Regions from separate parts of the Homo sapiens genome. Here region 2 is linked to region 1. Evidence: read pairs that join two places in POLR2A ChIA-PET (ENCODE). Cell type or tissue: OCI-LY7. All regions are shown on one strand. Each heading gives the region's core, and the rest is flanking DNA. Links, peaks and the distances in the headings are about the cores only.

Region 1 (2,917 bases), core at 155-2,654:
GACAACACGCAAGACAAGTAACAGATATCTACTCCCAAGTTTGGCATGCTAACGCCAGGATGCAGCTGCCTAAGATTACTCTGTGTTCTTGAGGGTTTTGAGCACAAGTTTAGTGTGGCTGTCGCTCAGAGGGTTGGATTCAGTACTGCCTGTGGATACCAATTGGCCCTGAGGAACCTGCAGATATAAAAGTCCGCCCTCTGTAGACGGGAGTTTTGCATGTATGAATACCGTATTTTCTTTTCTTTCTTTCTTTCTTTTTTTTTTTTTTTGAGGCAAGGCTTCACTCTGTCATCCAGGTTGGAGAGCGGTGGTGCAATCAGGTTCACTACAGCCTTGCCCTCCCAGGCTCAAGCAATCCTCCCATTTAGCCCCCTGAATAGCTGGGACTACAGGTGCATGCATCATGCCCGGCTAATTTTTAAGCTGTTTTATAGAGACAGGGTCTCACTATGTTATCCAGGCTGGTCTCAAACTTCTGAAACTTTTGGGGTCAAGCAATCCTCCCACCTCAGCCTCCCAAAGTTCTGGAATTACAGGGATGAGCTACCGTACCTGGCTGAATACCATATTTTCTATCTGCATTTGGTTATAGATGTGGAACCTGCTGATACGGAGGGCTGATTGTATTTACTGAAAAAAAAATTTACCTATAAGTGGACCCACGCAGTTCAAGCCCATGTTGTTCAAGGGTCAACTGTATATGAAAGTAACAGAGTCAAAGTAGAATTGTAAGGGGAAGGACAAAGACAGACAAGGAATAATACTCCTCAAGTTCTTATTGGTCTTTGTAAGTTTGCTGAGACGAGTCAGAGAGAATGTAACCTATAATTAGCTACATAGCCTTACTCATATTTATTATTCTCTGCAGACATTTTCCTTACGGAATCAGGAAAAGGTTACCCAGAATATTACAGAAAAGAGAACTGGTGGGGTGGGATGAAAAATAAAACATCAGTTGATACAAAGATGCCATTAAACGTACTTTTCTCAGATTTAATCTAATCTATTAAATACTTGTGTCATTTTTCCAGTGCTGCTGGGAACTTATACTATGCTAATAGTGTGCCTTTCAGAGGAAAATGCAAGATTTTTCTCAGTGCTTTTACACCCTATTTCTCATGCTATGGTTCACTTGGGCTTACTAAAAGACTCCTAATTTGACCTTTTTCTTTTCTAATTTAAACCTAGGCAGGGAAAGAAAAGTTCACTGAGTACCTCTTAGGCACCAGATACCCTACTAAGTATTTATCTACATCATTATCTTCATTATACTATTTTACAGATGGAGAAACTAAGGCTCAGTTTAGGTAACTTACCCAAGGCGGCTGTGTCAGTAAAGAGCAGATTGATTATTCAAGTCGGGATCTACTCGCAAATTAAGTATAATTCATGGTCTGATAAAGAGTCTTTCTGGAGCTGGGAGTGGTGGCACACGTCTGTAATCCCAGTACTTTAGGAGGCCAAGGCAGGAGGACTGCTTGAGGCCAGGAATTCAAGACCAGCCTGGGCAACATAGTGAGACCCGTTCTCTACAAATAATCAAAAAATTAGCTGGGCATGGGGCGCATGCCTGTAGTCCCAGCTACTCAGGAGGCTGAGGCACAAGAATCACTTGAACCTGGGAGGCAGAGGGTACAGTGAGCCGAGATGGCATCACTGTGCTCTAGCCTGGGCAACAGACCAAGACCCTGTTTCCAAAAAAAAAAAAAAAGTTTTTTCTGTTGACTGTATCCACCGCCCCCTTAACAAACAATAGATCATATGAGAGCTGCTGAATATTGGAAAATAGGTCAAGCAATCCTATATGATGGCTCATTTCAAAATTTCAGATGCTTTCTATAAGACCATGAAATTTTATCTCTTCTACAGACTCAAAGAAGACAGTTAAATTGAAGGAGAAATAGACCACAGTAATCATGGTTTTCAACTGTCTTCTATTATTTCAGAAGCTGAAAATAATCTACATTAATTTAGAAAATGAAAAGAAGTCTATTGGCTAGGCACAGCGGCTCATGCCTGTAACTCTGGCACTTTTGAGGGCTGAGGTAGGAAAACGGCTTGAGGCTAGTTTGAGACCAGCCTAGGCAACACAACAAGACTCTGTCTCCACAAAAAGTAACAACAAAAATAGCCAGGTGTGGTGACCAGTGCCTGTAGTCCCAGCTACTTGGGAGACTGAGTTAGGAGGTTCACTTGAGCCTGGGAGTTCAGGGCTGCAGTGAGCCATGATCCCCACTACACTCCAGCCTGCCTGACAGAGCAAGACCCCAAAGAAAGAAAAGAAATGGGCCGGTCACAGTGGCTCACGCCTATAATCCCAGCACTTTGGGAGGCCGAGGTTGGCGGATCACAAGCTCAGGAGTTCAAGACCAGCCATTGCCAAAATGGTGAAACCCCATCTCTACTAAAAATACAAAAATTAGCCAGGTGTGGTGGTGGGCGCCTGTAGTCCCAGCTACTCGGGAGGCTGAGGCAGGAGAATCGTTTGAACCCGGGAGGGAGTGGTTGCAGTTAGTCGAGATCATGCCACTACACTCCAGCCTGAGTGACAAGAGCAAGACTCTGTCTCAAAAAAAATAAAAAAGAAAGAAAAAAAAAGAAAAGAAAAGAAAGAAGGAAAAGAAATGGAAGGGAGGGAGGGAGGAAGGGAGGAGATAAGAAAACAAGCAAGCAAGAGGCCAGGTGCGGTGGCTCACGCCTGTAATCCCAGCACTCTGGAAGGCCAAGGTGGGCAGATCACCTAAGGTCAGGAGTTCAAGACCAGCCTGGCCAACATGGTGAAACCCCGTCTCTACTAAAAATACAAAAATTAGCCAGGCGTGGTGATGCACACCTATAATCCCAGCTACTCAGGAGGCTGAGACAGGAGAGTTGATTGAACCCGAGAGGCAAAGGTCGCAGTGAGCCGAGATCA
Region 2 (2,917 bases), core at 141-2,640, 110 kb before region 1:
CTAAATATCATTTTCCACTAACAGGAACAAAATGAGCATCACAATTGTTAAGTTTAGCCTAAAGCTGTCTCCTTGCAGATTTTAAGTTTGTCCTAAGGGTTTCTCCATACATAGTGATTATAACCTAACTAAATGTATAAACAGACTGTAACCTACTTTTGTAACAAGTAGCCAAGTTTCAACCAATCACAGACAGCCAACTGTTCAAACTGTGTTCAAATGAAGAAAATGAGCTGTAACCAATCCAGCTGTTTCTGTACCTCATCCCTCTGTTTTCTGTATGTCACTTTCCTTTTTCTGTCCAAAAGTGTTATCCAACCATGTGGCAGCCTCAGGCTGTATCTGAACCTATCGTAGTTCTAGGGGCTGCCTTATTTGTAAATTCTTCTTTGCTCAATTAAGCTCTGTTAAATTTGTCTAAAATTTTTCTTTTAACACAATAAGCAATGATAGTAACAGGTTGTAATCCACTGTATAAAATGAGAAACCATGAATCAAAGATATAATATATAATATAACCATGGATCACAGATATAAATAATTTGAAAGTCTGATGAGGGCCGGAATACATAGTTTCAAAGTACTTCCTACAAAATATTTATTAAATACAAAATATTTATTAATTACAAAGAAGAGAAAGAGTAACTTTACAGTGAAAAAAATCTGGCAGACACCACCTTAATCAAGCAATCAAAGTAAATTCAGTGATACTGGTATCAAGGATACATAATCTGAATGTAATCATGAGGAGACACTGGACAATCCAAATTAAGGGACATGTATACCAGGTGGTGGCTCACCCCTATAATCCCAGCACTTTGGGAGGCTGAGGCGGGTGGATCACTTGAGGTCAGGAGTTCGAGACCAGACTGGCCAACATGGTGAAACCCCATCTCTACTAAAAATACAAAATTAACCAGGCATGGTGGCAGGCACCTATAATCCCAGCTACACAGGAAGCTGAGGCAGGAGAACTGCTGGAACCTTGGAGGTGGAGGTTGCAGTGAGCCAAGATTGTGCCACTGCACTCCAGCCTGGGCGACACAGGGAAACTCTGTCTCCAAAATAAAATAAAATAAAATAAAATAAAATAAAATAAAATAAAAGGGACATTCTACAAAATAATTGGCCTGTAATCTTCGTAAGTGTTAAGATCATGAACATCAGGGAAAAACTGAGGACCTATTCCAGACTGAATTAGACTAGAGTTAAGATAACTAAATGCAACAAGTGATGCTGAACTTAATCTTTTTGCTGTAAGGATCTTACTAGGACAATCAGTGAATCCTGAATGAAGTCTAAGGATTAGATGGCAGCAATTAACACTTTAATTTCCTGAAAATTTTTTTTTTTTGAGACAGGTCTCACTCTGTTACCCAGACTGGAATGAAGTGGTGTGATCACAGCTCACTGCAGCCTTGACCTCCCAGGCTCAAACAACCCTCCTGCCTCAGCCTCTGGAGTAGCTGGGAATACAGGTGCGAGCCACCATGCCCAGCTAATTTTTTAATTTTCTGTAGAGACATAGTCTCGGAAAAAAAAAAAAATCTACTTATAACTGCTGCTAATTGGAGTGTATATTCAGGGCAACTTGAACCTCTGCTCCCAGGTTGCAATGCTCAAGTTGGCCCAAACAAACTTTCTGCTTATTTTGCCTCAGCTTCTTCCTTTTAGGTCAACTGTGAGAAGCAGGAAACCACAAAGAGTAGTCCAGTAACCTAGAACCAACAAAAATGGAAATTCACCACTGCTGGGCCCAAAGAGCCAAGGGAAAGAGATGGTCACCTGGAAGGAGAATCATGAAGAGAAACCAGCTTAAGGGAAGCTTTAAAGTTAAAAGATGCCAGAACAAAACAATCCTACTGGAGGAAACCCCTCCTGCTGATCTGAATAAAGGCCTCTCGTTTATTCAACCCCAACCTCAAGCCTTAGGGCAAGTTAGCCATTGATTAGCTCAACAGTATATTCATCTTAAGGAATGAGTGGGAACAAAAGCAAAATAAACCAAAAGAAATTGGGTAAAGCTTGAGTCAGGGCTCCCCAACCAGGAACCAGGCCACACAGCAGGAGGTGAGTGGTGGGCAGGCAGGCGAGGAGCAAGTAAAGCTTCATCTGTATTTACAGCTACTCTCCCATTGCTCACTTCATTGCCTGAGCTCTGCCTCCTGTCAGATCAGCAGAGGCATTACATTTTCACAAGAGTGTGAACCCTATTAAACTGCACAGGTGCCTGCGAGGGTTCTAGGCTGCATGTTCCTTACGAGAATTTTTTTTTTTTTTTTGAGACAGTCTTGCGCTGTCACCCAGGCTGGAGTGCAGTGGCACGATCTTGGCTCACTGCAACCTAAAACCCCTCCCCTTCCACCTCAGCTACTCAAGTAGCTGGGACTACAGATGTGTGCCACCATGCCCGGCTAATTTTTTTTTAATTTTTTGTAGAGATGTCTCACTTTGTTGCCCAGGCTGAAAATCCCGTCTTAAAAGGTTACATACTACATTAAGTCTATGTATGAGATTCTGGAAAAAGCAAAACTAAAGGAACAAAAAGCATATCAGTGGTTGCCAGGGGTTAGGGTGGCAGGATAGTGTGAATACAAAGGGGCAGCACTTGGGAATTCCTGGAGTTGTTCAAATCATTCTGTGTCCTGTCTGTGGTGATTACAAGAATCTATGCATGTGTAAATATTCATGGAAATGTACACCAAAAAAGTAAACTTTACCATATGTAAATTTAAATTTTTAAAAATTCAACAAAATTAGGAAGAGTGAAAAACTGAAATAAAAGAGTAAAAACTGAAATTAACAGACTAGAAAACAAAATGTGTTATAAAGAATAAATATTTACAAAAGCAATTTCTTTGGAAAAACAATGAAATAGATAATGCCAGATTAAGATAGGAAAAGATTAAAAAAAATA

The links. Peaks named below come from ENCODE experiments on the same cell type or tissue, not always from the same donor. Only the 100,000 strongest peaks of a DNase experiment are listed, where the experiment ranks them.
Region 2: POLR2A ChIA-PET joins it to region 1 with 17 read pairs; 7 of 35 experiments call an interaction of 5 or more read pairs at or near these places.

The regions. Positions count from the first base shown.
Region 1 is chr15:42,505,618-42,508,534 of GRCh38, reverse strand. The region is part of intron 1 of SNAP23 (synaptosome associated protein 23); the gene reads right to left. Among named protein-coding and RNA genes, the nearest start is that of SNAP23, 11 kb to the right of the region's middle. In OCI-LY7, for the core only: no CTCF peak of the experiment used is centred there; no DNase peak of the experiment used is centred there.
Region 2 is chr15:42,618,917-42,621,833 of GRCh38, reverse strand. The region is part of intron 3 of STARD9 (StAR related lipid transfer domain containing 9); the gene reads right to left. Among named protein-coding and RNA genes, the nearest start is that of STARD9, 45 kb to the right of the region's middle. RefSeq lists enhancers at 1,171-1,935, 1,936-2,701. In OCI-LY7, for the core only: no CTCF peak of the experiment used is centred there; a DNase peak (open chromatin) is centred at 1,663; H3K27ac peaks cover 972 bases.